Linked DNA regions of Mus musculus: region 1 is linked to region 2. Evidence: chromatin loops called from intact Hi-C (ENCODE). Cell type or tissue: left cerebral cortex. All regions are shown on one strand. Each heading gives the region's core, and the rest is flanking DNA. Links, peaks and the distances in the headings are about the cores only.

Region 1 (15,615 bases), core at 4,667-12,666, 110 kb before region 2:
ACGTCTCTAAGAGACAGAGACAGAGACTAAGACAGTTGTCAAGTGAACTAAGGATGCCAGAGAACGAAGTGCACTGGAGAAAGCAGGAGTTACAGACTTTTTGTTATCTGATTCATCTCTAGCGCTGGTTGTTTCTCAGACAAATTGGCCAGCCTGCTCTCATACACAGGTCATAAGCATAGAGAATGACCAATAGTTAATTAGATCAATCGGTAAACCTCATGAGGAATAGGAATCCTCCATTCGAAGGGAAGGACGTAGAGTTGAAGTCTGCTAGGTGTCTTGTCCTCTCTGAAAGTTACCACCCTAACTCTGTGATGCTTTCCCGACCCCTAAACTCCACTCCTGAGATCGCCACACAGTGTGAGACAAAAGTCTGTGGCAACATCTAAATTCACGGTGATTGGCTAAGTCACTGCCAGGCCCCAGGCTCGCCCCGCGGGAAAGCGAGCAGGGCAAAGCAGTGACCTCGGGCGCTCTGCTAGCGGGGCAGCTCGAAGGCCCGATGTCCTCCGTGGAGCTGGAACAAGTGTGGAAGCGAGGTCTGGAATACAATACAAAAGAGTCCGTGGAGATTCGACCCAACACCTCAGACCCCACTCACCTTCACCGACCCCCGGCGGAGTGCTCTCTCTCCAGCAAGCAAGGAACGGAAGAGAGTTGCCGGAAGTTCTCTCCTTGGCCAATCCGAACGAGCAATAGGCGGGTCTCATGTCACACTTCAGCCAATGAGCATGGAGTCCCGTCCTGGAAGGCGGGCGCGGCGCCTGCGCCGTCGGGGTCCCTTTTCCCCCTGCCCCACGCCCGCCGATGGGCCGGCCCGGCTCTCCCCGCCGAGGAGTCGGCCGGCCCGGCGGCGCGCGGGCAGCGGCGGCCCAAGATGGCGGAGCTGCAGCTGGACCCGGCAGTGGCGGGGCTGGGAGGGGGTGGCAGCAGTGCGATGGGCGACGGCGGCGGCTCGGGCCGCGGACCCCCCAGCCCTCGCCCTGCGGGCCCGACACCCCGCGGACACGGCCGCCAGCCCGCCGCCGCCGCGCAGCCGCTGGAGCCCGGGCCCGGACCTCCGGAGCGGACGGGAGGCGGCGGGGCCGCCCGCTGGGTCCGGCTCAACGTGGGCGGTACCTACTTCGTGACCACCAGACAGACCCTAGGCCGGGAGCCCAAGTCCTTCCTCTGCCGCCTGTGCTGCCAGGAGGACCCGGAGCTGGACTCCGACAAGGTGCGCCCCGCCCTCGGGCGCGCCCCCGGGTGTTGGGACCCATTCCAGGCTGGTGCTCCGATCTCTGGGACGCGTTTCCCTCCAGCGGGTCCTGCAAACCCGGACTTGAGTCCACTCTCTTCCCCCCGAGTTAGCACTGGCCACCTCAGAATGATCTCCCGTCCCAGTTCTGCCCCATCTTCAGGCACACTCCGGTTTCCCTTCGCACCCCGCTCTTTTCTCAGCTGCTCCTGCGTGGAGTTGTCTACCTGCACCCACGGGAGCCCCCTTCGTGCTCCTGTCACATTCCCTGCCCCTCCTGGGGACCACCCCTTCTCAGATCTGCATGAGTTTTTCTTTGGCTCCCGGGCGGCCCCCTGCTGCTGGTGCCAAATGCATTCAGAACTGGGTCAGGGTGAATGACCACATCTTGGTCACTTTCGGAGGACTCAGGTCCTGTTCCATCCCTGTGTAAAGTGGTATTAAACTCGGGGTTTAATGATAGCGTCCACTACTGAAGGCTGCAGGAAGTGCTTGTGATACATCCTGTGGTGGTGATAAAATCCTGGTCCCAGACCTTTTGTGCCGTAACAGTCACCGTTTCGGTACATTTTTGAAAGTAAATGCACTCCTTGGAAAGATGGGCTGATAGGTTAGGACCCAGAGAATGTGTAGCGTCAAACACAGGGTTGAGCAGTGGCAAGACGTCATTCATTTCCAGTTTGAACTGTAACTTTTGCAGGTTGACCTTTGACTCTCAAACGCATCCATACCATAAAGCACTCCCATGGTTAGTAGACTTGCATAAACCCTTAATCAGTTTCATCTGTTCTCTGATACCAAATTGATGGGAACCTTAAGAGATTCCAGAACTCCTGTTTATAGGGAATTATTTTTATATACCCTAAATCTTCCTTATGGCCAACACAAGCCAGTTTCTTGTTTCTTTTACTGTAAAGATGAGTAGGATTAAAGTTGCTCTGAGCCAAGTCCTGGCAGTACCAAGCTTCCTCTGGGCACAGAGATAGGGTGTGTGAGATTGCAGCTGCCAGTGCAGACTCCCACTGATGTTGGCCTTGGGCTCAGGAGAACTGCCAATAGAATGGAAGTTTTCTCAGAATTAGGACTGTAGTCCAGGGGCAGTGAAGGAGTCAGAACGCTTAACACAGCTATGAGATTTCCTTCATCCCCTCCCTGTAGCTGGTACCCTACAGAAGAATGTTAACAGAATGTGGGTCTACCCAGTAAATAAAGGCCTGGGCAGTGGGAGTGACTGTGCGTCTAAGACATCTGACCTGAAATGATCTTAAAGCCAGCCTCTGGTCAATAGTTTAAAATAAGCAAACTGTAGCAAAACCGGCTCAGTAAATAAATAAATAAATAAATAAATAAATAAATAAATGGTTTTTAGCTGACATAGTGACTGTTGCCTGAGTGCCCCGGCGGATTAGGGAAATGCTATTTAGAAAATGTTGCTTGGCTGTGCTCGGTTGACAGGACGAGACTGGAGCGTATCTGATTGACAGAGACCCTACCTACTTTGGTCCTATCCTAAACTACCTCCGCCATGGGAAACTCATCATTACCAAGGAGTTGGCAGAAGAAGGTAAGGCCACCTGTCTGGTTTCAGACTTGTGGTTGATTAGAGCTGCTTCGAGGACTTCCGGTTTGGTTTGGGATCGCCCCTGAGCTTGCGCAGGTGGGAGAGTTAGTGAAAGTAAGCGGGTAGCCTCCAGCTCCCGGGCTTGTGCAAACGCCTGGAAGGAGGCTGTGCGGAGCTGGGTCAGCTGTAGTGTGGAGCCGGCTTGCTCCGCTCGCAGAATCTGCTTTAGGCTTGTAAACCTGTGTCCCCATCACATGTGTCATATTTGCGGTGAGTGCCTGAAGCGCCACGTCTTCGTCAGCCAGGTGTTTTCATTTTTCCATTTTCCTTTGGACTTGTGAAAATAATGTTAATAAATGCCTGACCTCATTTCCTAAGACTCTGGTCTCATGCTTCTCTGTGAAGTCGTGCAGCTGACCTGATTCACTCTCCAACTCACTGTGAGGCAGGCGTGTCGCAGGCTCCTTGTCATTCCACTTTGTAGGACATTTGGATCGTAAGTGGGTCTAGGCTTCTATGTAAAAGGACTGCCTGGTCTCTGGAGGCATCCAGTGGAAATTTGGAGTCCTTTCCTAAATCCAGGGCCCCTGATCTAGAACCCGTACCTTTGGATAGCAAAGCTTGTACTAGAAACCCTCATTAGTGAAGTGGCTCAGGAGCAGCTCCATTGGGTCCAGAAAGAGGAACTGTTCGTTCTTGCCCATTCTCTGTCTCATGGCCCCTTCCCTGCTTACTCTTTCTCCCTGAAGGGAGTCTGTCTATAAATGCCCTTTTAAAACAAATCACGCAGTGCAGTGGTGGCGCACATCTGTAATCCCAGCACTCAGGAGGCAGAAGCAAGTGGCCAGCCTGGTCTACAGAGAGAGTTCCAGGACAGCCAGGGCTACACAGAGAAACCCTGTGTGGAAAAAAAAAATCATTTCAGATGCATACATAAGAAGTAGGAAAAGGCGTAATAAATTCCACACACATTGTGTTAGCTGGTAGCCGCTTAATGATCTTTTTATGTCTTTAATAAAAACAAAACAAACAAACAAACAAAAAAACAGTAAACTTCGTTGAGCCAGCAAAGTGACTCACCAGGTAATAGCTCTTGTTGCCGAGCCTGGCAACCTGAGTTCAGTCCCTGTCAAACCCATGATAGGAGGAAAGGAAGAACGCAGCAAATTGTCCTCTGACCTCCTTTTCACCCATACCACAAATGGATAAATGTGGTTTCCTTTGTTTTTCTGAGACAGAGCCTCAGTCTGTAGTGCTGGCTGACTTTGAACTCACAGAGTCTGCTGCTGCTGCTGCTGCTGCTGCTGCTGGGATTAAAGGCATTAAAGCCACCACACCTGACAACAATAAATAATTGACAGAAATAATTTTGAAAACACTTTATTTTGAAATAATTTTGGGCTTAGAAAAAGAAAGCATGACTAATACAAAGTTTCCTTTACCAAGATTCACCAGCTTTGGTCATTTATTTGGCTTGGTTTGGTTTGGTTTGGTTTTGAAGCCACTAAACTTTGTCCCCTGGGCGCTTCTACCCCTACCTCTCCTCCCTCAGTCTCCTAAGAGGTTTTACTTCTGAACTGTTTGAGGCTAGATTTTGAATTCTGTTCCTTAATAATTCTCAGCCAGGCGTGGTGGCACACGCCTTTAATCCCAGCACTCGGGAGGCAGAGGCAGGTGAATCTCTGAGTTCAAGGCCAGCCTGGTCTACAGAGGGAGTGCTATACAGAAAAACCCTGTCTCAAAAAGTAATAATAATTCTCTGTGTTACTCTAAAACCAGGACCTTGGCATGATCCTCCTTAACAGCTCAGGAGATTTGATATTGATTGTTTATCTGCACCCCTTCCCAGCTTCTCAATCGTAATAATGTTCATTAGAGCATTTTTTTTCCTAGCTCAGGAGCAGATATCCCATAATTACTCTATCTAAAATCTTTGATTTTGTTTACCACGAGAGGAGCCACTGATTGCCCCCCCCCACACACACACGTTTGTTATTAGTTGAGGCAAGATTTCTGCCACTGCCCAGCCTGACTGAAATAATTATCCTATTAAACGTGTAAGTTAATATACATGTCTCTATCAATCTGTCCTTTTTAGAGAAAACAAGAAAAGGCTGCAGGGTTGGGAACTGTCCAGTGTGGCAGGTTCCAGGAACAGGTGACATAGGGACATAGTGAGCAGGACGGGTGAGACGGGAGGGTGCACCCTGTGTTTGATTCCCCTCAGTGTGAACTCTGTGGGCAAGCCCTGGAGAACAGAGTCAGATTTACATTTCCTAGGCTGAAGGGGAGATGAGATTTGTGTTTGGAAAATGCAGTACTTGGAAGGCAAGCCTTGCCTTGCTGTTCCCCCTGGGCTCACACCTCTCTGACCACAGCCTGGTCCTTCTTCTAGGTGTGCTGGAAGAAGCAGAGTTTTACAATATCGCATCTCTCGTGCGGCTGGTTAAGGAAAGGATACGAGACAATGAGAACAGAACTTCACAAGTAAGATGTCTGGAACTGCTAAGGACAAAACCTGTCCAGGCAGCTGTCTGTCTGTCTGTCTGTCTGTGATGTGAAAAGGATGCTCTGCCCTCTGGGCTGGAGGGCCAGGCTGGTTCAGAGTGGGAACTGAGGAGCGGAGGAGACAGAGCAGCCCCAGCCCTTCAGGATAGTGGTACTGTTCAACAGTGGCTGTGGGAAGGGCCCAGCGAGGTCTTGCACTCCCCTGCCTCAGCTTCCCTAGTGCTGGGATTGCAGCCCAGAGAGCTCGTTCTTACTGGTGGAGCATGAGTCCCTCAGAGGAAGCCTACAAGCCACTCAGAAGCGTCTGAGTCGTGCTGTGGAGAACACGATGTTCAGCCTCATGCTCTCACAGCTTTGGGTTTTTATACCGACTTAGATGTGATAATGAAAGTGCCTCCTGTAAGGCAGGCAGAGAGTGGGGCATACTCCAGCTTCTCCCAGCCCTTCATCAGTGCTGAGCCCTTCCTTCTGTGGGTGGGAGCCCTTGGGATTTTGTAACAGGGGAGGGTCTTTGCTCCCAAGAACTTTGGAGTCTAGCAAGAGAGAAAAGACTCTCTTCTTTGTATAAGAACGGCCATAGCCACCTGTCTGATGACAAGTGGTGTCTTCCCATTAAAGAAAGGTCAATCAGCTGCTTAGCCACTCCTCTGAGGCGTTTGCAAAGACGGGAGGCTTACTCTGTCTGCTAGAAGGCTTTTTGTTGATGTCCACAGTAGACTTCTACTTGGTAGATGGGAAACAGGACCCTGTGCTCTCTACTTCTGGCCATCTTCCATCCCCAGGGCATCTTGCCTTGTAGATATTTAGTAATAGAGGTCCTGGAAGTCTAGCTTTACCCCCAGCTTCCCACAATCTAAAATAAAAGAGTGCTTAGTAGAAGTTTTATGGTACCCTGAATTGTGTAATCTGAAGCCACCCGAATCCTGGAGCCTGAGTGCTCTGCATCCCTGGCAATGAGTTGCTCCCTTGAGAGCATCCTAGGGTTTCTATTTGACGGCAGCAGTTACTGAATCAGCCCTCCAGGCTCGGAGGCTTCAGCACCGACAGACACCCAGTTGGAAGCTTTCTGGTTCTGGGAAAGCCAGGGCCTTTTATGTTGATGATCTCCCATCTGTCCTTTTCATGAAGAGAACGCTGAGAAGTGGGATGGTAGTAATATTGAAAGGTGCCCTCTTTCCTGTCTATGTCTTCTCAGATTCAGTTGGTTGGCTGTGTAGATTTCTAGATCTTACCTCTTTGAACTTGTGCACTGCCAGATGTACAAGGCAGGTGTTCAAGCAGAGCCCGAGGTGTGGGGTCCCTAAGCCCGTGTTTGCCGTGGTCTCGTCTCTTCTCTGTCTGTCTGTCTGTCTGTCTGTCTGTCTCTCTCTCTCTCGGTGTCTGACAGGTTTCTAAATACTTTTCTGTTCATGTATGTTTGTGTATTTATTTGGTAGTTAGTCTTGATTCTTTTTGGAGCACAGGAGGATTGACTCTGGAAGAGGAAAAAGAGAGCCAACGGCAGCTTAGATCCTAGGGACTTTGCCCACTCTGGCCAATATCACAGATTTTGGGATGCCCTGATTGCTTCCAAAATGTATAGGCAAATAAATGGCTAGAACCAAAGGGGTTGTCAGCGGTTTGTCTGTATTTACAAAGAAGGGTGTTCCTGTCTTAGAGCTGTGTTGTAGTCATTATCCTCTGGTTTATGGTTTTGCCTCTCAGTGTGTCTGTCTAGGGTGGAAGCCAGGGTCACACAGTACTAGACAGTGACTCCGCTGCTGAGCCACATACCCAGCCCCAAAAGACACTTTTTATGTTTCTTAGAGTTTTGACATGCAGCCTCTTTGTACAGCCCTAGCTCTCCTGGACTCTCTGCCCTCCTGTTTTAGCTTTCTGAGTGCTCCACACCCACCACAGTTACTCAGGAAATCCTAGGCCATGGGGAAGCTAGGCAGGAATGCAGACAGAAAATAAATGTTTCTTTCTTGTTGTCTCACACCTCTGTAACAGGAATATACTGTTAAACACTGGCAGCTTCCTGGTAGCCTCAGCAAAGGGAAACTAATGAGTATCTGTAGAGTGTGTGTTTTCTTCTTGATGTGACAATATATTAATACAAAGTTGCCATTGGCAGGCAGCATGCTGTAGTCCCAACACATGGGAAATGAAAACAGGGCAGAATCAGGAGTTTGAGACCAGGTTGGGATATACAGTGAATTCCAGGACATTTTCGACAGACGTGCCAGGTGTGATAGTGCATGCTGTTAGCCCAGTGCTTGGGAGGCAGAGGAAGATGAATCTTGAGTTCAAGGCCAATGTGTTCTACATAATGAGTTCCCGGACAGCTAGGACTACATAGTGAGACCCTGTCTCAAAAAGAAGACAGTATGAGGCTGAACAGCTGGCTCAGCAGGTAAGAGTCCCTGCTGGACTGGCTAAGGACCTGTGTTGAGTGTCTTACAGCCACCTGTAACTTCAGCTCCAGGGAGTCCTACATCTTCATAGGTCTTCTACGGACACCCACAAACACATGCCATACACATACATACACATAAATAAAAATAGCTTTTCCAAAAGGTAATTTCCATAACCATTTATATTTAGTCTGGAGCACCAAAATTACATTGCGTATTTTAGCATCTAAGTAACATATAAAAAGTGACTTTCCTATTGTCACACGAGCTGTCCGTTGCCTTGCTTTCTGTTCTTGTAGCTGGTGAGCTTTCCTGCACCCCATGGTGCTGTTTGGAGAGTGAGGTAGTGGGTGGTCTGAGAACCTACTCCCAGGCAACTGTGGGCGGTGGGTCCTGCTGGGGGCCCCCACGCTGCTGACCTAGTCGGCCTGTTGTTGCAGGGCCCCGTGAAGCACGTGTACAGGGTCCTGCAGTGTCAAGAGGAAGAGCTCACGCAGATGGTCTCCACTATGTCTGATGGCTGGAAATTTGAACAGGTATGTTGCTCAAAGAGAAGCAACCCCAGCATGTCATCTCAGGGAGTCACAACCAGCCAGGCAGTAGCCCCGAGGTGGGGGTGAGTGAGGTGTGTGACCCTATTTTCATTCAAAGAAAAGAGCTCCTTGGTGTGCATTGCTCGCTCAGTGCTGTGCCGGGCAGGCGGCTGGGGAGGGCTGGGAAGAGGACCGAGGCTTTTCTGGCTTCACATCCGGAATCGGAACTTGGCAGTGCCGGTATGTCATGAAAGACTCAGAAGCGCCTCCTTTTGCTTGTCTCTGCCTCAGAGATTTCCTGTCAGAAGTGCTCTGCCATTCTGTTAGTCCTAAAGAAGGCTGGCTTCAACAGGAGCCGTATAATTCTGGGTGTGTGCATCGCAGTGTGCTGTGGGGGATCAGACACACGAGTGTGCAGGGTCATTTCCCAGCATTCTCTTTCCCTTCCTATGCCTTGTGCTTAGAATGGGGGTCATTTGAACAGAAAGCCCCTGAGAATCTGGATTTACCACTTCCTTCCATTAGGTGGCAGCCTAGTGCATCTCCTGTTGCCTCAGCCCTGGGGCGGGAGCCTGCGTGAAGGGAGTGAGCTTTTGTCTGGAGGTGACTGCGTTTACGTGGCGCTGCAGAGCCAGCTGACCTGGCACCAGAAGGTCACTGAAGGAACAAAAGCCACAGCTTGTATCAAGGCTGTCACTTTATAGCTAGAGAGAGAGGTCCCTCTCTCCCTTCAGGATCAGTCCCACTGTCACATGGGTCCCTCGTTCCCAGTCAGCTGTGGGTGGCCAAATGCTGCACAACGTTTATAGTCACGGCTGTTTTTCCTGGAGCATAATCTGAAGCAGAAGTTATTTTTATAAATTACATGTAAAAAATTAAAGTAAAAATAGATGCGTGGCTTTTCTTTGTGAAGGTGATAGATGGTTTTTAATGTGACTTTTATGTTATCGCAGTCCTGGGGTTTGAACCTGTGGCCTCATGCAGTCCAGGCACGTGCCCTGCTAATGAGCTGTGCTTCTAGTCCTGAAGTGGAGATGTCCTAAGGGAGAGTGAAGTCTATTCTTATTGTCTCCAAGGTGTAGATGAGAAAGGGGAGTGTGGGGCACCCCAGCCTTGCGACAGGAGGACCCGGCTTGAGGCTGTGAGTGCTTACGAGGCTACACTCGCTCTCTGCCGGCCTCCTCTGTGTGCACTTCCACTTTAGAGTTCAATGCTGGATTGTGTCTCCAAGAAGGTTAAGAATACCATGGCTTGTGACTTTTGGTGGCCACAGAGTGGTTCTCTTGGTACTGCCACGTCTCTGTGTTCAGTCTCTTGTCTAGAGAAAGTACGAGTGGGAGCAGGTGGGGCTGAGGAGGGCTCATTTGCTTGGTGGCGTACCTCAGTGGACACAGGCAGTGACTACATTACTGACGCTCCTGATGCCTTTGGGATGGTGTCGAGTGCTTGGGTGAGGGGGAGAGGATAGAACTCAGACCCGTCTTCCTCATGATTGGCTTCTCCTCCCTAGATTGGAGATCCGTTTAATCCTACCTCAGAGAATGTTTATTCTCTGAAGGATAAAGCTACAAAGTCCAGTTGAGGGAGGGGAGGGTTCTGTGGCAAGGAAGTTGGTTTGGTTTGGTTTGGGTTTTGTGGTTTGATTTGGTTTTGTGGGGGGGGGGTGTTTGTTTGTTTGTTTGTTTTGCCCTTGAGTGTTCTTAGGTCCTGTCTGTATGGTTGCAGAGTCATCCACCATCTTTGTGTTTTGTCAGTTAATCAGCATTGGCTCTTCCTATAACTATGGAAATGAAGACCAGGCAGAATTCCTCTGTGTTGTCTCCAGAGAACTAAATAATTCTACCAATGGCATCGTCATAGAGCCGAGCGAAAAGGCCAAGGTAGGACACTGCTTCTTTCCCCCAGCTGTCCTCTGCCTCCCTGTGCCCAGCTCTCTCCAGCTTTGCCAGGTTGCTGCTGGCTTTCTTCCACTCCTTCTGCAGCTACGAGCTTCCTCTCACCACACTCTGCTAGAGGCTGGATTTAAATCAGGATTTGTTGGGTCTGGGGAGGTGGCAAGCATAGCCAGACTGGTGAGCCCCAGCTTCAGTGAGAGCCCTCGTCCCCAAGGGAAAACAAAAGGAGGTGGAGAGTGACAGAGTGACAGAGCAAGAGGAGCCGTTTCCACTCTGGCCGCCACCCTGCATGCACACCCACACATGTGCACACTTATGCCACACTCGAAAAGCTGATGGGAGCTGAGCCTGGACCAGGGCAGGTTTGTATCCTGTCAGGATGGTGAAGGCTCTTGTTTGTGTCTAGACTCAAGTAGTGTCTGCCTTGCTCCTTGACAATCCATTCCTCCCTTCTCTTCCACACAGTGCCCTGCAGACACACACTACACACTTGTGAAGAACCTGTGTGCTGACTGTGAGCCGCTTTCTTTAACTTGGAAAACTTTGGTCTAACAGCACAGAACCTTCTGGTCATCTGTACCTGGCAAGAGAACCCATTGCACTCAGGTACCCAGTGAGCAGAGGCTCTGAGCCTGCCTTGCTAGATAGGCTGACAACAGATTGTATGCTGTCCACAGGGCCCAGAGGAAGCAACTACCGGAGGTTTTAAATCATTTTAAAATTGTTCACTGTCATCAGCTTTCCTGTGACTTAAATCCCTGCAGCCATCTGGTGCTGGAGACCCAGCCTTGCCCAGGTTGTGTACAGCTCCACCCCTGAGCTGCACCCCGACCCCATGGGCCTTGGCTCCCAACAGTTACTCAGGTGACTCTGTCTTCCCCCATCCACTTAGATTCTTCAGGAGAGAGGCTCTCGAATGTAAGCGGACAGTCTGAAGTTTCAGAACCCTGAAGGCAAGAGAGCAATCGGCCCAGCAGCTGCGACGGAGATCCTGCACCTGTACAGTAACCGAGCTACTGCAAAGCAAAGCTGCGCCTGGTCCCGAGAAGTGGTGTCCGGCCGGCCAAGCCAGAGGAGCCCCACCGCCTGGATGAAGACAGTGCGCCTCTGGCTGCACGGTCCCTTTTCAGAAACCTGCTTTTGTTTTCTAGCCAGTGTTAGAACAGACCTTCACAACAGCATCTGGGATGGGTCCCTGGCTGGAGCTTGTGGGGAGTTGGGGGGAAAGGAGTAAGGTCTAGCTCCCTGGAACAGTCTAGATGCTTTTCTAAAAGCCTGAGCCGAGGAAGAAGGCTTGTCCTGAGCTGTGCCTGGTCTCAGCCTGCGTGCGCCATGATGGACATGAGCAGCTGCTTGGACCATTCTTCCCTGGGCAGGGCATTCCGTGTTAGTGTGGTGGACCCAAGTTCTGGGTACAGAACAAAGTTGCTGAAGGACCCACAATCCTATGAACAGAGCCTCAGAGGCAGGAGGATAAGGTGTCCTGTAGTGTGGTTGGAGCGTGGGAGTTGCTGTTCCTGGTCCCACGAGTGGATCACCTGGTGTCTCTCAGCCAGGCCCCTCGTAGCCCATCCTCACCCAGAGGTTTGAGGCTGCGGCATCCTAAGCCGTGCTAGATGGACATCGGGACTGAGCAGTTGCTGTAACTGCTTCTGCAGCCTTTTCCTACCTGGTTGACCCCGTCTTCCTCCCCCAGCTTCTTGAACTGGACCAAAGAGAAAGGACTTTGTGGGCCTCTGTAATGGCTTGGGGTGAGGAAGGCTGTTCTGTGGACGCTGCCAAATGTGTCATATTGTCATAGCTAAAAGTGGTGGTGTGTTTGTGGTTGTCTCTTGAACATGCGCTGATAGGTGATACCTGTGTCTCTCCTTCATTCTTGCGACAATCTAGCTCTTCAGCATCATCGTCCCCCGCTCTGTGTGTGTGTGTGTGTGTGTGTGTGTGTGTGTGTGTGTGTGTGTGTGTGTTTTCACTCACGTGGTGGCAGTCTGTGTACTTCCTCCATCTCCTGGGCAGGAGATGCTGGCAGGCAGGGATCTGTGCCTCTATGAAGGGTACTGCAAAGCCTCTTGAGGCCCTCAGCCTGGAACTCACAACTACATTCTCCTCTCCTATGGAAGACAGAGGGGCCAGGGTCTCGTCTGTTTATCCTAGACAACTTTAAACTGACATGTGACACAAGACAGGTAAGGCTGTCTCTGGATTAACACAGGCCAAGCATTCATGGCACCTTCAACACCAAGAGTTTTCTGCATTCGATGGGTGTGGTGGCTATTGCCTTTCATCCGAGTACCTGCGAAGCAGAGGTAAGCAGATCTCTGCAAGTTCAAGGACAGCCTGGTCTACATAGAGACCCTGTCTCAATAGGGGGAGATATGAAATCTATGCATCCATTCTGTAGCACAGCTGCTACCCACGGGCTCCACCATGGCGACTTCTGGAAAGGCAGCATTGAGCTGTCTCCTCACGTGGCTGACCGTGCCCAGCTGGCTCCCTGTTCTCCAAGAGTCATCACTTCTCTATAGAAGTGCACCCATTCAGGCCCCCTGCATGTCAACTAGTGTTGTCACCTCGGGAGTCCAGTGGCTGTAACATTTTATCAACCACACCATATTAGATGGTCTGCCTTCAGAAGTGGCTCCCCCCTTCCAAAGGAGGTGTCGATTCTATCGACTTTCAGAAAAACAGAAAGGGTGGGTGGTTATATTCAAGGAAACTGAAGGGCATGGGGCAAGCTGCTCTGTCCAGAGAGCTAGAGCTTAGAAAAGGGAGCTTTGGCCCCACCCACAAGTGATGTCAAGTTGGGGGACAAAGCAGTGAATTCATTTGGAGCCGCTTGTTCCCTCACCTTGGGGGAGCCCCCTTATCCCTCTGCTTTTCTGGAACCACACCAAGTGGTCTGGACGGATACACTGCCTCCATGTTCAGCAAGGGGTGCAGAGGGTTAGGGGGCAGGCAGTACAGGCATGGGACAGACATGGGTCATCAGTCTTGCACCTGGTAAGTGTTCTCGTCACTGAACATTCCAGAAAGCTCCAGCTAGTTCTGTACAAAGGACACTGCTGAGCCTCAAGCCTAGACGCAGAGCCAGGCATTCACGGCCCTCTTGTCCTGGACGGTGGGTCGTTGCTTCCCTAGCTTTGCCTAGTGTGGTTTTAACAGTCCTGTGCTCCAGGCAACAGAGGGGGCTCACAGCTTTCCTTGAACCACTCTGCTTCTGAAAACCCGGCTAGAGAGTCTGGCTGATCACTGCAGATAGAGGTCCCTGTCACATGGCGATGTCCCAAGACCTACATGCCCCTCTGTTCTCAGGACTGTCAAATGGAAGTGTCTTTCTGCATTTTTCTTTGTCCCACCCAGGTCTTTTTCCTCTGGTCTCCTTGGTGGTGATGGACCCAGCCTACCTGTCAAGTGACTCCATTTCTCAGTTACTTCTTGGCTGTCAGAAAGGTGTAGGAAGGGAGTGATAAGAGATGCAAAGGAAGTAGGCCAAAGGGACACCCACACCTTCCAGTAAGGCCTTCGTTCCATGTCTCTGGGACCATGCCAGTCACTCTCCCATGCCCTTCGTAACTGGCTGATCATGTGTCTGAACAAAGTCTGAAGTGTTGTGACTTTTTGTCAATAAAGATAAGCAACAGCACTGGGCCTTGGACCGTGTGTGCTTTTGCTAGCTCCTGGCTCCAGTGGTCATCTTGTGATGACCTGGCTGCTTTCAGCAAACAAGTCTCCTGTACCTGTTCTGGAGTACATCTTAGAGCCCTGTTAGAACTGCCAGAGGCGTGCAGGGCCCTCTCCCTCCTCCCTTTCATCTCATTGGAGCTGAAAAGCCCCCAGGAGTGCTGAGGATAGAGCTGGACGAATAAGGGAGGGGCTCCTGAAGAGAAGTGACCAGGTGCCTATTTTGTACCAGGCAGAGGCAGGTTGAGCAGGTGGGGAGGCTCAAGGAACCAGGCGACAGATGTTGATCACAGGCTGGCATTAAGGGACGCCTTTAAAGGCCTTGTGGGGGCTGCAGCAAGGAAGAGGGGGGGAATCTACACAAACAAGTGAACAGGCTGACCAGTCCCAGAGTCACTCCAGAGGCAACCGGTTAGTGCAGTTTCCTGGGGCTGAGCACCACAGCCACAGATCTGGGTTCAGCGGCCCTTCCCTGGGTGGTAGCAATGAGAAGAGGTTGAACATACAACCTGCATGCAGTGTCAGGGGGTACTGTGGAGGGGCACTCAGCACTGTTGTCCCCAGGCTTGGTGAGGACGGAAATACCACAGTGAACCAGCGCTACCTCAGAACCAGCTGTTGGCACCAGGGAATGAGGCTGTCATTGGCGGGAAGCAACTGGAACTCTTAAGCAGCTTGGTCTTCATGTGGATCCCCCAACAACCAAGGCAGGGGGCTTACCCTAACTCTGTGGTCTGCCTCTGGATCCTCAGTGGGAGAGAATGTACCTAGTTATGCAGTGACTTGGGGTGCCAGGGTGGGTTGTTTCCCTAGGTGGGACCTCCCCCTTCTCAGAAATGACAGGGATCAGCAAGGGAACAGGTGAGAAGAGGCTACAGGAGCTGTGATTGGGATATAGACTGAATAAATAATGAAAAAAAAAAAGAAAAAGCCCTCACTTTTCCCAGCATGCTGGTCAGGAGGCTCCCAACTCCCAGAATCCTTCTTCTGACCTCTGTGGGCACCATCACACACACACACATACACACCTCACATTTACATAAAAATAAAAATCTTAAAACTGAACAAGTACTGAACACTTACCTACCATCTACTGTCACGTGACCATTGTTAACCTCTGTCTTTGCTTTATGCAGATATTATTGGGGGCATTTTTTGCTGAAAATAATTGCAGATATTGTCTTACTTCGAGCTAACGTTACTTCAGCTGGCATTCCTCTCAAATACAGGAGCAATATCACAGCTATAAAAAATAAAAATTCCGAAGCCGGGAGAGGTGGCTCACGCCTTTAATCCCAGCACTTAGGGAGGCAGAGGTAGGCAGATTTCTGAGTTTGAGGCCAGCCTGGGTTACCTCACGCCCTGTCCCAAGAAACAAACCCACACTATCACGTAAATAGCTAGTTCTTGTTCAGATTTCCCCCATTGTCTAAACACTTGGGTGCTTTTTAAAGTATTTTGTTTTTATGTGTATGAGTGTTCTGACTGCTTGTATATCTGCCCACCACGTGTCTGGCTTTCAGACAAGAGTAGCAGACTCCCTGGAGTTGGAGTTACAGACAGTTGTGCGCGACCACAAAGGAGCTGGAAATTGAATCTGGGTCCTCTGGAAAAGCAGCCAGTGCTCTAACCACTGAGCGTTCCCTCCAGCTTTTCTTTAAGCCAAAACTCTGATGTCCTCACACCAAATTCCAGTTTTAACTCTTTTTTCCTTGACATTTTATGTATTTTACGGATGCACGAGTGTGTATGCTATGGCGCACATGAGCTATCTGTGGGATCCAGTGACAAACTCGGGTCA
Region 2 (15,615 bases), core at 3,440-11,439:
CTGCCCATCAAACCGGAATCTGATCTGCCTCATTGACAAACCCTAACAAGAGATTAAAAAGCAAATAGCATATAATCACGAAAAACTCAACCTCTCTTCTTGTATCTATGAAACTTCCCCAATATGCTAACATTTTCTATGCAGATAAACATTGTGTTTCTTAATGAACCTATTTCAAAACCAAGATGGTACACACTTGCCTATAATAGTAGCAGCACCGGAGGAAAGTATCAAATGTGAGACTAGCATAGGATATACATGATCTACTTGAAAATAGTAAGCCGGGCGTGGTGGCGCACGCCTTTAATCCCAGCACTCGGGAGGCAGAGGCAGGTGGATCTCTGAGTTCGAGGCCAGCCTGGTCTACAAAGTGAGTTCCAGGACAGCCAGGGCTATACAGAGAAACCCTGTCTCGAAAAACCAAAAAAAAAAAAAAGGAAAAAAAAAAAAAATAGTACACAGCGGGCAGTGGTGGCGCATGCCTTTAATCCCAGCACTTGGGAGGCAGACGCAGGCGGATTTCTGAGTTCAAGGCCAGCCTGGTCTACAGAGTGAGTTCCAGGACAGCCGGGGCTACACAGAGAAACCGTCTCAAAAAACAAAAAAATAAAAATATAATAAAAGACAAAAGACAAAACACACCAAAGAAAACAAAATGGGGAAATTAAGGCATTTAATTTTTTAAACTACATTTTCAAAATGTGGGTAATCTCTTTTACAGCAAAGTAGTCACTGTACCCTATGGCTTCTAGCTATTATTATCAACACAGATATGAAGTACAGATCAGTATCTGAAGATAGAGCTAACAATAGTACTAAGGATTCTAGCGTTTTGGATTCAACAGTACAGAATGGGGATTCCAGAAAGATTCCTAGAGGTAAAAATTAAAGTCTGGACAGGCAGCATGGCTCAGCAGGTAAAGGGCTTGCCATGCAAGATGGCAACCCATGTTCAATCGCTGGGACCCACGGAAAAGTGGATGGATGGGATGAACTGACTCCAAGCTAGGGATGTGGTGCCTACAGTCCCAGTACTGGGGACACAGAAGCAGATCATCTCCTAGCCTGGTCTACAGAGTGACTTCCAGGAAAGCTGGGGCTACACAGAGAAACTCTGTCTGAAAAACCATGAAAAAAAAAAAAAAAAGAAAAAGAAAAGAAAAATAAAAAGGAGCTAGAATGGACAAGCTTGGGGTCTGATGGGACGCATAATCTGACAGAAGATGAAGCTCAGCTCAGCTCACTGTTAGGAGACGTGAACACAGAAGCCCCTTTGATCATGAGCATTAGAAATCCAATCAAAAAACAAGACAGTGTAACTGTGAAGCCTTGGTTGGCCTGGAACTTAGCGTTCTGGTTTTTTAGTGGCAAGGACTAAAAAGCTGAGGCTATGTGCCTGCTGGGCAAACACAGTAAATTTTATCTCCAGCACAAAATTTGACTTTTGATAGCTCGAACCTACTTCAGGTTTTAGAGGCAGGGTCTTAGAAAGCCCTCAAACTCACTTTATAGAGGAGCATGTCATTTTACTTCCTAACCCAGTCTGCACCTCTCTAGTGCTACATCAAATTTGTTCAGTGCATCAGAACCCAGAGCTTTGCACATTATTAGGCAACTCTTATCAACAGACCCCAGGGCCACATCCTTATTAAGAAAGAAAAATTCATCTTTATTTTGTATGCATTGTGTTTTGGCTGCATATGTCTGATGGTGTTGGATCTGCTACTGGAGTTATGGAAAGTTGTAGGCTGCCATATGGTGTTGGGAACTACACCCAGGTCCTCTGGCTCTTATACAGTGAGCCTGCCCTCTTTTCCTTTTGGCTTTTCAAAAACAGGGTTTCTCTGTGTAGCATTGGCTGTTCTTGTCACAGAAATCTGACTGTCTCTCAAGTGCTGGGACTAAAGGTGTTAAAACCACACCGAGCCTCTACCTCTAACTCTTTAAGAAACCAGTTATGGGACACATGTAACTCCCTCTTAATTGAAATTAAAAAGTGATAGCCCCGTGTGCATGAGGCCTTAGGTTCAATACCCAGTACTACCAAAAATAAAAATCTTGGTATAATAAGACTGAGATTCTTACCCTAACTCCACCCTGACACTTTTTTTTTTTTGGCTTCTTGAGACAAGGTCTCTCTGTGCAGTTCTAGGATATCCTAGAACTATAGAGCAGGCTAGCCTTGAACTCTTCTGCTTCCCGAGTGCTGCTGGGGTTAGAGGTGTGTGCCACAACCACTTGGCACAGAATGACTTTTAAGCATTTCTACCACCTTATCCTTCAAGTGCTGGGGTTAGAGTAAGCCAGCATACCCAGTTTCTTCTGCTTTCTTTTTTATCAGACAAAGCCTTGCTGCTATATAGCCTGGACTAGCCTTGATTTTTCTGTAATTCTCCTGCCTCAGCCTGCTGAATGTTGAAATATGAGTTAACGCACCTCGAATTACTTTTCTAATACCTAATATTTAAAGTTTTCATAATATTTAAGCCGGGCGTGGTGGTGCACGCCTTTCATCCCAGCACTTGGGAGGCAGAGGCAAACCTGTGGGTGATGAATGTTCAATGGAAGATGCCACACAGTAAACCCCTTTGGTAACCACCTCTACCCGGGAACAGAACCCTGGGCCTCCTCATGGTGGGCAAATGCTCCATCACTACACTATGGCTATTCCCTAGCTGATCCCTAAACTTGACTAAGTGTTTGTGTGTGGAAGCATGTCGAGTGCTGGCAAACAGGTCATTAGTAGACTGCTTGCCTGGCATGTGAGATTCTAGTCTTGTACAGGAGTGGAGGCAGCTCCCAGGACAACTTCAACTCTTAAGTCAGAGGCTCTCTCCTACTGTGGGCTTCAGGACTGGGTACAATCAGGCTCACAGAGCCACCTCAAAAGGACCCTTTCCCAAATTTCTTTGTTGACTAATTCTTTAGGGAGATTGTTTCAAAAAGTTATAGAATATAAAACGTGCAATGTGGTGGCACACATCTTTGATCCCAGCACTTGGGAGGCAGAGACAAGTAGATCTCTGTGAGTTTCAGGCCAGACATAAATAAAATGCTAACACAGGAACTTAAACAAGTCTGGAGGCAGTTCTTTATTGTACTATAAAGGGGGCATAAAACAGAAAATATGGCGGCACATGCCTATACTCCTAACAGAATTCCAGGCCAATCTAACCACAAATGAGGCCTTCTTGAAACTCAAAATGAATTCCACAATTTTCACATCTTAGAAAACAAGAAAAATCCTACTTCTGCTATTACTACAGCTAACGAACCAGTGTGGGAAAGAGAACTGTCATCTTCGAAGTTGCCCTTGCTTTATTAACTTAGCATTGCAAGGGACGCTCTAATAAATCCTGCACTGATTTTCCATATTTGTGCAAATCAGTGGGGCTTGCTACCCCACTGAGGAGGAGAGGCTGGAGGACGGCCCAAGTTCAAGGCCAGTCTAGTCTACATAGCATGTTCTAGGCAGCCAGCAAAGCAATGACAAAAACCCAACACCCAAATCACACAGAATTTTCTATTTCTTCTTAAGAGTTTTCCTCATAGTAAAAAATGAAAGTGTTCATGCTTTTCTCAAAAATGATTACAATTTTCTAACCTCTGGGTTGGGTAGGCAACTTCCTTAGGATACAGTAATCTGGCTTAGCATATACCATACTATGACCTCTACAATTATTGGGAAAAAAAAGTGTGTTTGGGGTGTGTGTGTGCTAAAATCCACATACTTCAGAAAAACTGCAATACCCAAATTGAAATTGGCTAAAATTCTCTTTTGAGACAGGGTATGTTTCTGTGTATTCCTGGCTGCCTCTAGTCCTGGGGAATAAAGGAGTGTACTACCACACCCAAATATTTTGACAGAATGCATTGTCTAAATAATAAAAGGGAAAAAACAACAACAAACAAAAACCCCACCAAATACTAATCCACTTTCCCCCCTCATTCAAGTGCAGACATCTCCTTGGGAACTTGTAGTCTTATGGATCTAATGAGGGATTACTGGTTTAGCACAAGAATCATAATATTAAACCTACCTGCAAATGTACATACAATATAATCACATGCATCTTAACAAAAATAGTCATGCAATACTGTGATGGTACATTTTCTACTCCTAATTCGGCTGTGTACATGGATTATTAAGTGGAAGTACACTTATCAATTCCTCACCTGCCGTTCACAATAGGCTTTCATTAGTTTACTAAGTGGTGTATGCCTCTTAATCTTAAACTGCACCACAGAACCATCCTGTCCCGCCACCTTCAAATTAATATGATCGTTGTTCTCAGTCTTGACTCCTTCCTGTTGAAAGAAAAATAAGAGTGTAATTTGGAAACTGTGAAACACAAACACCTTTAAAGAAGCTGCGGGCCCGAACGCTTCAGAATCAACAGGTTTCTCTCAGGCTCTCCAACAGCATACAGCTGTTCCCAGCCCCTGGGCTGAAAGATCAGAAACCCTGCACAAAGTGTTACAAGTCTGGTACAGAAGCACTGATACTAGCAAGGCAACAATACACTTAGAAACTCCTTGCATAATTTGTGATGCATCTGAGGTTAAATTTTCTAAAATGGCATTATTTCCTGTCATCGCCCAAATTTGTCGCTTCCCATAAACACCAGTGTCCTTTCTCTTTTCAAAGCTACAACTACTAGAGTCGGTTTGGGGTGGGAGTGAGAAAACCATACCTTGTATTTCAAATTTTACTGCTACCTTCTTGATAAAAGTTAGCAAACTCTGCTCAATGATATCAAATGAACATATCTTTAAAAAAAAAAAACCGAACACACTCAACTGAGGGATATCCCGAGTCTCCCTTTTTACATCTTCCGATTAACGTTCGACTATATAACTGCTTCATTTTCAGTTCAGAGCTTATTTTCCCCCTCTCCTTTGCTGTCATGGCTGCAATACAGTCTTCGTGCAAGTATTCCCGTACATTGCAACCCCAACAGCAGTTCAGCAAATCAAATGTTTATGTCCAAGGATTCGATTCGTCCATCCTGTGTCCCCCTCCAAATAGAGTCGGGGCCAGAGAGTGCCCTGCCCTGGACTGATGCTGGTCCCCTAGTCCGCAGCCAAGAGTAGCCCGTGCCTCCGAGGGCGCGTTCTCAAGTTGAGCCCGTGTCTCTCTGCTCGCACCTAAGCCTCCAACCACAACAAGCCACATGGTTCCCGCCAGGGTGCGGGTTTCTGGGCGCACGGCGGAGAGCGCAGCCCCTCCCCCGCGGGCCCCTTGGGCCTCGAGCCGGACCGACTCTGGAATCCCCCACTCGGGGTTGCCGGAGCACACACCACCGATCCGGCGCGGCCCCAGCCCCGAGAGGGAAACCCCGGGCCGCACGACTCCCGCCTTCGCCGCCGCCCCAGACCCCGCGCGCCCAACGCTTTCCTTACACGCGCCGGGCGCCGCCGAGGAGCCAGCGCGGGGCCGCCGGGCCCGCGGGCTCCCGCGAAGCGCCGCCTGCCCGCCTCGCGCCGCGCCGCGCGCGCTCCGAGGGCCTGGGGGCGGGGGAGGGCGCCGGGCCTCCTCGGGCGCGGGCGGGAGGAAGAGAGCGAGAGAGGAAAATGGCGCGGAGCGCCGGGCCTGAGCCGCCGCTGGCCCCGTGGGGGGCCCCGGGCAGGCAGGGAAGCCCGCGGCGGGCTTCGGCCGGACCCCGGGCCGCGCCACCCACCGGTCCGCACGGTGAGGCGCAGCCGGCCGCCGCGAGCTCACCTTGGGTTTCTCGTCGGCCATGGCGAGCGCCGGAGTCTCCTCAGCTGCCGCTTCACAAAAGAGGCACCGGGTCCGCACTGAGGGAGCGCACAAGCAGCACCAGGAGCGGCAGGAGGAGGCGGCAGCGGTGGACGAGGCAGAGGGCGCGCGCACGTCGTGCGCTTCCCTCCCCCCGCCCTGCGTGCGCGAGCACGAGCATCCGGGGCTTCTCATTGGCTGCCGCTTCGCGGGAGCGCGCAACGCTTACATAACCACCCCTCCTCCTCCCCCCCACGGCCCGCGCCTCCGCCGCCTGGGCCAGGCGCCCGCCAGGTCGGCGGGAAGAGGCGCGGACACGCGCACCAGTCCCGCCGCGGGGGCGCGCCTGGCTCTGGGCGGGGCTGTATTGTCCTCCTTCTTTGGTGGAGCATAATCAAAATGGCTTCCAGCTGGTCCTCGGCGAGGACAGGAAGGCGCGTGGCCTTAGACGTGGGGTGAGCCTAGGTCGAGAACGGAAGGCCAACTCCACGTAGAAGGGGGCATCTCCATCAAAAAAGCAGCAGCGGGTTGTGAGAAAAACTCCTGTTCAGTAGGACAAATGCAACTCCCCCCTGCACATCAAACTTCCCAGTCCCTTCGTCCTTCCCCATCAACCAGCTTCCCACCCGGGAGCCTCAAATGTCTTCCAACCTGTTGGGAACCCTACTCTTGCTGTGGAAAACTGTTCTTATAGCCACTCAAAGGATTCCTTGCTTGTGGCCTGCCTCCCAACTTCCAGAGAACACAGTCCATCAGGGGAGCCGACCCAACCTGAAGCTCACGGGCCCATCAATCATTTCGTCCCTTAATCCAGTACAAAGTAGGAGTAGGATCCTCGCATTTGAAGAAAATCCTGCCCTCTGCTGTGCATGCCACCCTGTGGCTCTCACTTGGTGTTTTTATTTCCTGTACCCCTGTATTTTCTTCTACTACTGTGTTCCCACAGAGGGGGGAAATACCACGATTACATTACCACCATAGTGCTTCTTCTCGACCAAACAGCTTGAAAAAATGCCCATGCCAGCTGCTCCACCCCCTCAACTCCCACTCACTCCTCAATCCACTGCAATCTGTTGTTGTCCTCTTAGCTCCACTAGAACTCTCCACAAGGTCACCTTTGCTGAAACCAGTAATACGTCCCGTTTCTCACCCCTACTCAACTCCCTTCGACTCTGCACAAAACAGGCTTTTTTTTTCTGTCACCTTAGGCCAGTGGTAGCACACCTTAATCTTTTTTTCTTTATTAAACTTTATTTTAATTGTTTCTTTGAGTTTTAGTACAGACTTTTTCTGGTTTTTGGGTTTTTTTGTTTTTTTGTTTTTTTTTTTTTTTTTTTTGGTTTTTCGAGACAGGGTTTCTCTGTATAGCATTGGCTGTCCTAGAACTCACTCTGTAGACCAGCCTGGCCTCAAATTCAGAAATCCCCCTGCCTCTGCCTCCCAAGTGCTGGGATTAAAGGCATGTGCCACCACTGCAGCTAGTATAGACTTTTAAAAATTACTATATTTCCTCTACAGGGACGTATGAATCCCTTCCAATATCATCTACTTTCTAAACTCTCCTTTTCTAACTTTTTTTTTAATCCTCCTTGCATGTCTGTGGTGGCATAGGTGTTTAATCCCAGCACTAGGGAGGCAGAGGCAGGTGGGTCTCTGTGCTCTAGGCCGGACAGGTCTACAGACTGAGTTCCAGAAAAGCCAGGGCTACACAAAGAAACCCTGTTTTGAGAAACAAAAACAAAAAGATAAAAATTAAAAAGAAGACAGACAGGGCAACACAGAGAAACCCTGTCTCGAAAAACCAAAAATAAATAAATAAATAAATGAATAAATAAATAAAAGAAAAAGAAAAATTCCTTCTTTTGGGCGGGGCCTAGTGACACAAGTCATTTTAATCCCTACACTAGGAAAGCAAGATAAACAGATCTGTGTGTATTTGCGTATTCCAGATAGGCTGACAGCCAAGGCTACACAGTGAGACCCTGTCTTTGTGTGCCCATCTGGAGGTCAGAGGGTAACTTGTAGGCTTTGGTCTTTTCTTCCATTTTGTTGGTTCTAGGGACTAAAGTCAGCTTATCAGACTTTCTAACAAGGAAGCATCTCACCAGCCCCAAAGCTGTGACTTTTTTTTTTTAAATCAAGTCCCAACAACCACATGGTGGCTCACAACCATCCATAATGAGATCTGACGCCCTCTTCTGGTGCATCTGAAGACAGCTACAATGTACTTAGATATAATAATAAATAAATCTTAAGAAAGATGAATGCTTATGAATACACTGTAGCTTCAGACACAAAGCCACCATGTAGTTGCTGGGAATTGAACTCAGGACCTCTGGAAGAGCAGTCAGTAATCTTTACCACTGAGCCATCTCTCCAGCCCCCAAAGCTATGGCTTCTAAATAGCTCTAAGCCTATGTCCCTGATGCACATCAACCTTAGTAAATCCTAATTAACTAAAATACTTCATTTTGCCGGGCAGTGGTGCCTCACAGGCCTTCAATCCCAGCCCTCAGGGAGCAGTGATGGGTGGATGTCTGAGTTCAAGGACAGCCAGGACTACACAGAGAGACCCTGTCACTGATTTGTATTAATGCTTGCATTATGGGTTCCCAACATGGAATGAGAATCCAGCATGTGAGACACCAAGGGACCCTGCCTCCAGCTGGTTCTGATTGGTGAATAAACTTGCCAGCAGCAAATGGCTGGGGAGAGAGACAGAGGTGAGAGGAACTCTTTAGGATTCCCAGGGGACAGACAAAGAGACAGAATCTCAGAATCGCCATGGCGGGGAGGGGGGTGAGATCCAGGCTGGAGAGCCCCTGAAGGGAAAGCATACAACCATCTAAGCACTTGGAAAGAGGGGCCCCAGGGGTGCCCCCCCATTGAGTCTAGGGTAGCAAAGATGGAATATAGATCTTAATAATTCAGGAGTATGGGGGTAGCAACTTGGAAGTTTGGGAATAGCCCGGCCATTGAGGGATTAAGTTGTATTAAATATAAGGCTACATACATGTGTGTGTGTGTGTGTGTATGTCTGTGTCTTTCATTCAAGAATCCACACATTAGGCCAGAAGCAAGGAACTCCTGCCACCAGCCGCCAGGGAGATTAGAGCAGGTTAACCAACTACCTAACCAACTACAGAAACAAAACCCTGTCTTGAGGGCTGGTGAGATGGCTCAGTGGGTAAGAGCGCCCGACTGCTCTTCCGAAGGTCCAGAGTTCAAATCCCAGCAACCACATGGTGGCTCACAACCATCCGTAACAAGATCTGACTCCCCCTTCTGGTGTGTCTGAAGACAGCTACAGTGTACTTACATATAATAATAAATAAATCTTAAAAAAAAAACAAAAAACAAACAAACAAAAAAAAACCCTGTCTTGAGCCGGGTTTAGTGGCGCACACCTTTAATCCCAGCACTCGGGAGGCAGAGGCAGGAGGATTTCTGAGTTCAAGGCCAGCCTGGTCTACAAAGTGAGTTCCAGGACAGCCAGGGCTATACAGAGAAACCCTGTCTCAAAACAAAGACAAAACAAAACAAAAAACAACCTGTCTTGAAACACCAACAAAACAAAACAAAAACTTCACTTTAGATAGTTCTAGGTATCCTCACGTTTAATCCCAGCATTCACAAAGCAGAGAATCTCTCTGGTCTACATAATGTCTTCCAGGTCAGCAAGAGTTACAATAAGAGCCAGGGATTAAGAAGATCTAAGAAGCCAGGGATTAAGAAGATCTAAGAAGGCAGAAGCAGGCAGATCTTTGTGAGTTCAAGGCCAGCCTGGTCTACAGGGCTATAAACCCTGACTTAAAAAAAAAAAAAAAAAAAACCAGTTAGGGCTGGTGAGATGACTCAGTGGGTCAGAGCACTGACTGTTCTTCCAAAGGTCCTGAGTTCAAATCCCAGCAACCACATGGTGGCTCACAACCATCTATAATGAGATCTGACACACTCTTCTGATGGGTCTGAAGCCAGCTATAGTGTACCTATGTATAATAATAAATAAATCTTTTTAAAAAAGAACTAAAAAAAAGTTAATGTCTATTTGCCATATATATATGGTAAAGAAAAAAAACCCTGTCTTGAGCCGGGTTTAGTGGCGCACACCTTTAATCCCAGCACTCGGGAGGCAGAGGCAGGAGGATTTCTGAGTTCAAGGCCAGCCTGGTCTACAAAGTGAGTTCCAGGACAGCCAGGGCTATACAGAGAAACCCTGTCTCAAAACAAAGACAAAACAAAACAAAAAACAACCTGTCTTGAAACACCAACAAAACAAAACAAAAACAAAAAAGAAAGAAATTATTACTATATGTAAGATCTTATTGGCATTTGAGATACAAAGAAATGCAAATAAAGATGAAAGTTCTAATAACTCACAGTCGGGGTGGGGGGGCAGGCAGGGGTCTTTCTTTTTTTCTTTTTAAAGATTTATTTATTTATTATATGTAAGTACACTGTAGCTGTCTTCAGACACTCCAGAAGAGGGCGTCAGATCTTGTTACAGATGGTTGTGAGCCACCATGTGGTTGCTGGGATTTGAACTTCAGACCTTCGGAAGAACAGTCTGGTGCTCTTACCCACTGAGCCATCTCACCAGCCCTGAGAGGGCCTTTCTTAATGGTTTTGTTTTGTTGTTTTTCAAGACAAAGGCTTTTTTTTTTCCCTTTGTTTTGTTTTATATATACACTGTTGCTCTCCTCAGAGACACCAGAAGACGGCATTTTAACCCATTTAGAGATGGTTATGAGCCACCATGTGGTTGCCAAAATTGAACTCAGCACCTTTGAAAGAGCAGTCAGTGCTCTTAACCATTGAGCCATCTTTTCAGCCTCCAAGGCAGGATTTCTTTTCTTTAAAAAAAGATTTATTTATCTCTATTATATATAAGTACACTGTAGCTGTCTTCACACACACCAGAAGAGAGCATCAGCTCTCATTACAGATGGTTGTGAGCCACCATGTGGATGCTGGGATTTGAACTCAGAACCTCTGGAAGAGCAGTCAGTGCTCTTAACCATTGAGCCATCTCTCCAGCTCAAGATAGGAGGGTTGTTGTTTTGTTTTTTTGTTTGTTTGTTTTTGTTTTGTTTTTCGAGACAGGGTTTCTCTGTATGGCTCTGGCTGTCCTGGAACTCACTGTGTAGCCCAGGCTGGCCTTGAACTCAGAAATCCGCCTGCCTCTGCCTCCCAAGTGCTGGGATTTAAAGGTGTGTGCCACCAAGACCAGCTGTTTTGGGTTTTTGTTGTTGTTTTTGTTTGTTTGTTTGTTTTGTTTTGTTTTTGAGACAAGGTTTCTCTGTAGAGCCCTGGCTGTCCTAGAACTCACTGTGTAGACCAGGCTGGCCTTGAACTCAGAAATCCACCTGCCTCTGCCTCCAAAGTTCTGGGATTAAAGGCGTGGGCCACCACTGGCCGGCAAGACAGGATATCTTTCTGTAGTTCTGGCTAACTTAGAGAGCAGACTGGCCTTAAAGTCAGAGATCCGCTTGCCTCTGTTTCTGCCTCCCAAGAGCTGGGATTAAAGGCATGGGCATCTTTTCCTGAAGCATCCAAGTGAACGGAGCAAGTATTTGCTACTGAGTCTTGAAAATGTTAAATACTTTGTGCAATATCAAAGAGCCGGCAGGAAGTGAAGATGGTGGATGTCTGACAGGTACTGGGAAAGGGAAAAAGATGTTTCTCTGTTCTGTGAGGCTCTACTAAACTTCAGGCTTTTGCCACCAAATATCTTGTAAAACTTCAGAGACAAATGTTGTTTAGCTTACCCTCATTAGCATACAAAGATTGTTTAAATGCAATATCAGAGAGACATGAATCTCTTTATAAAATACCCGTCCCCACCAAGGTTATGACAAACTTCAAAATCACCTTCAGGGAGAGAGGAAGTTTATATAAAATGCATATTTATATGTGCGAGCAAACGCCTATGAGAATTCTGCAAAATGGAGTTAGGGAACTACTGAAATCACAGAGAGGCTGGAGAGATGGCTCTCACTGGTAATGGGCTCCAGCATCCAAAGGACCCGGGTTCAATTAGAAGTACCCACATAGTCTGTAACCCCAGACCTAAGAGGCCTCTTCTGGCCTCTGAGGGCACTGCATTGCATGCCCTTAGTGCACAGCCTACATACAGGGAAAAAACATAAATCACACACACACACACACACACACACACACACACACACATGCAGAGCATGGACATACAGTGAAGTCTTGTATCCTAGGTACTTGGAAGGATGTAAAAGGATCGCATGGTTGAGGCCTGCCTTGGCTACATGTGAGTTTAAGGCCACTCTAGGTAACTCAGAGAAAGTCTAACTCAGGGAAAAAAAAAGAGAGAAGGCAACGGGGCTGGGGAGGAGGGTCTCTCCTGCACAGTCTCCTAGCATAGCTTATGCCCAGGGAGTCAACTCCAGCACCTGGAAAACTTCTGATTTAATATCTGCAAAAGGCCAGAGAGATGGCACAGCAGGTAAGTAAGGTACTTGTCACTACGACTGATGGCCCAATTTCTATAGATTCCATCTGGTGGAAGGTGAGAACCAATTCCTACAAGTTGTCATTTGGCACATGTGCAAACTGCCCAAGTAATTGATAAAAAGATAAATAAATAAGCAAGCAAGCAAACAAACAAACAAAACAAGGCTGGAGAGTGCTATGGAACATAACACGGTTGGAGGGTATCTTTGGTGGGCCTTAGCCAAGGTGTACCCCTGAGAAATTATACCATGCAACAGATTTGCTGTAAAAGAGGTTTATTGGGAGAGAGGAGAGGTGTGAGGACCTGGAAAAGAGATAGTTGCAGACAAGTGGACTTGCAGACAGACAGAAGGAGGGAACCATGGGAGCAGAGAGAGGAGAAAGAGGGAGGGGGCCCACACAAAGAACAGAGAGAGAGAGAGAGAGAGAGAGAGAGAGAGAGAGAGAGAGAGAGAGAGCTCGGTTGGTCTTTTTTATTGGAAGCACACCCTGATGTACCTAGGGGCTGCTGGGGCAGGTAATGACATAAGCAGTTGCCATGTCCCTGAGAGAAGGCCCTTGGAGTTGCCTATATACTGGCATTCCTCCCCTTTTGATTAATTAAAAATGGAGGAAGGGGTGATAGGGGAGGAATAGGGTGTTGTGTTCTTTAGACTGCCTCTTGCCATCTAGGGGCATCAACATCTTTGGGGACCCTAAGGATTTTGGATATTGGCCAATTCTTGGGAGAGCTGGCCATTTTACTTGCTATCTAGGCTCTGTGGGACCATCTGAGGCTAGCTACCTTAGAAGGTGTACTGGATGCAGATTTTGAGGAAATACCTGGACTTGGCAGGATGTTGGATGTATATATACATACAAACATACATGCATAGAGGCAGAAGATAAAGTTAATTTAAAAAGTTTTTTCTCCTGGGTGTACATTCTTTTAGGCCCATGATCTTGACAGTTAGAAGATAGGAATCCCAAAACCAGGGAAATGGGGAAGAATCCCACCCCCTGGAATAGGCAATGAGTGGGGGACTTTAGGCTGTTGATTGACAGCCTTATCTGGAGTCCATTTGACCCATAAAAGATGGACTCAAGTTGATTCCCTAAGGCTTATAAGAATCTAAGCTTACAGAAAGAGATAAGATTCAGATGTCACAATCACCATTGTTTGTAATCTGAGACGGGGACAGACTTGCAGAGACTTGCGAAATAATTTTGGGATAAAATATGAGTACTCTTTAAGGCGAGCTCTGGGAAGACAGAAACTTTCCATGGAGCAGAAGGAGCAAACACTCACTTGATCTTGATTTTCAGACCATGAAAATCAAACAGGGTTTCTTCCCTCTATCCAGGCGTCTCAGTTACATAAATTTAGCACATTGAGAAGCACTATTAAGTCTATATTTAGAAGACAACCAAAGGAAATTTCAAATCTTGAGCTTGTGATAACGATGACAGTGGATCATGTAGCAGACAGCTTTACCAGAGTTAGACCAATGGCTTATCAGAACTCCATTGATTAATGTTAAAACTCTGAACTTTTCAAGTCTTAATACAACAGTAGCGTAGCAAGGGGAAGAAGTCCGAAGCATTTCATTCCTTTTATAGACCTTAAATCACTTTTTTTCCTTCTCTCTCAAATCTTCTTCCTCCAGGAAGAGGTTTCTTGTTCACAACTGTGCTTACAATCTGGCTGAAGAGTTCTCCACCTTCACCGCCTTTATGTTTGTCTAGACTGGGCATCACTTCACTTCTTAGTCTGCAGGGATTTGTGTGGTTATCTTCAAGGTTCTAGCGTCCCTGTATCTGTTCTGTAGAGAGCAGATTCCTCAAAATTTCCTCGCTCACATCTCTGTAGACTTTCATCCAGCAAAGCCCACTCGTCCAAAGTGAAGACCACACCCATGTCCTCAAAGGTCAAAGTCTCCACGCTCACTGCCCTCTCCACTCCACAGGTGGGGATGCCCGCTCCTTCAGCACTTCGGCAGTCACGAGCGGGGATGCTCTTGCCAGGCACCAGTTGGAGTTCTCGGCTCCTTCGTCAGGGATGGGAGCCCACGTCCGCATTCTGCTCTCAGCACTGGGACTCCTGGCTTGAACCCGTGCAGGCCCTGAGCCTGCGCCCACAGCCTCATGCGAGCACAGCTCATCAGTCCTCTTGTGTCCTGTCGACACGCAAGTCAAGCCTCCCACTGCTTTGCTTCTGTGCTTGGTGTCTCACTTCCTCTGAGGCCCAGCGAACCCAGACACCTTCTAGGAAGGTGAGAAGGCAGCACTAGGAAGACCTTAGATCACTTTATCACCATTTAAGCTTTCCCGGCCCCCAACCTTCTTAATTTGCATCTACCAACCTTGAAACATCTTCTTAGGTCCTAAAACATGTTCTTAGACCCTCACAACTCAAGCTTCTATATCCTCAGACCTTAAATAAACTTTACACTTTTTTCTTCTTTAATTATTCACCACGGGTGGTTGACTACTGGGAGCAGTCCCAGTAAGTTCTTTTATATAAAGGAATAGTAAAAAGTTACTTTGAAACCTGTTTTCTGAGTGTGGTAAGGAGGTAAACTGTGTCTAGACCTACTAGTAGCAGCTCTAGGAGGGTGAGGCTTGAGGCCTGATCTTTTACACATGAAGAGGACTGAGAAGGCAGCTGAAACATTGGTGTCTGCTGTTAAGCTGATAGATCTTTCACCAGTCCCGTCTTCAAGCCCATCCGAGACCTGAGAAGGATAAATTCTACAGGAGTAATCAGGAAGTATGAACCAAGCAGCTCGCCCCCAAAGAACTATTGCTGAACAGGTCCACTTCCCCTACATCCTACTAACTTTTCCACTACCTCTGCTGGGTGGTGGGCTAGAGGAGAGGTTCAACCATTATTAAAAGTAGGTTTCAAAAACTTTATATCTACAAGGATGCTTATTAAGATCTGTTCCCATAATTAATTGCATCAGTTCTTAGCATGACTACAAGCATAGTTCTGCACACACTGAAGAATTTGATTATTCAGTTCCCACAGTTCAATAGGTGTTTCTTTTTTAGGGAGGGGTGAGCAGTTTAGGCAACTGAGATATTTCCTCAGTTTGGGAAAGCACAGACCCCGTTGTTACCACATCGTAGTTACAAAGGAATTCAGGTAAGTACCAGTTTCACTGTAATGCCTTTCCTAGCATGGCTAAGCCTCCGAAGACTCTGCCTCTGAACAGATCCCAGTCCATCATCGTAAGGGTGCCCTTATGACCTTAGGGTATTGGCAATGTCTGATTATCAAGTTCTCCACGACTCGTAAAATGGCCAGATTTGTTTCTCAAAGGAGAATATTCATTCTCTGTATATGGAAGGCATTTGCAATAGAACCCAACAGATGAATGTTGGGTGACTCCTTTTTGCCAATTCACTAA

The links. A loop is a pair of places that touch in the nucleus more often than their neighbours do. Peaks named below come from ENCODE experiments on the same cell type or tissue, not always from the same donor. Only the 100,000 strongest peaks of a DNase experiment are listed, where the experiment ranks them.
Region 1: a loop joins it to region 2, with 2.6 times the contacts of the local background. A loop is called at or near these places in 2 of 42 quality-filtered maps.

What each region holds. Positions count from the first base shown.
Region 1 is chr11:115,419,288-115,434,902 of GRCm38, forward strand. Kctd2 (potassium channel tetramerisation domain containing 2) reads left to right here and starts at 839. Exons shown (of 6, transcript NM_183285.3): 1 at 839-1,219; 2 at 2,696-2,804; 3 at 5,197-5,288; 4 at 8,146-8,241; 5 at 9,993-10,118; 6 at 11,026-11,987. The coding sequence starts at 881. The coding sequence ends at 11,055. It overlaps Atp5h (ATP synthase, H+ transporting, mitochondrial F0 complex, subunit D), which reads right to left and starts at 632. Exons shown (of 6, transcript NM_027862.1): 1 at 605-632. In left cerebral cortex, for the core only: a CTCF peak has its summit at 8,774 (motif pointing right); DNase peaks (open chromatin) are centred at 5,646, 8,026, 8,519, 8,806 and 1 more place; H3K4me3 peaks cover 386 bases; H3K27ac peaks cover 2,990 bases.
Region 2 is chr11:115,530,376-115,545,990 of GRCm38, forward strand. It overlaps Sumo2 (small ubiquitin-like modifier 2), which reads right to left and starts at 5,855. Exons shown (of 4, transcript NM_133354.2): 1 at 5,723-5,855; 2 at 4,177-4,308; 3 at 1-42. The coding sequence starts at 5,743. In left cerebral cortex, for the core only: CTCF peaks have their summits at 5,707, 6,614 (motif pointing left) and 7,933 (motif pointing left); DNase peaks (open chromatin) are centred at 5,206, 5,543, 5,960 and 6,761; H3K4me3 peaks cover 2,402 bases; H3K27ac peaks cover 2,181 bases.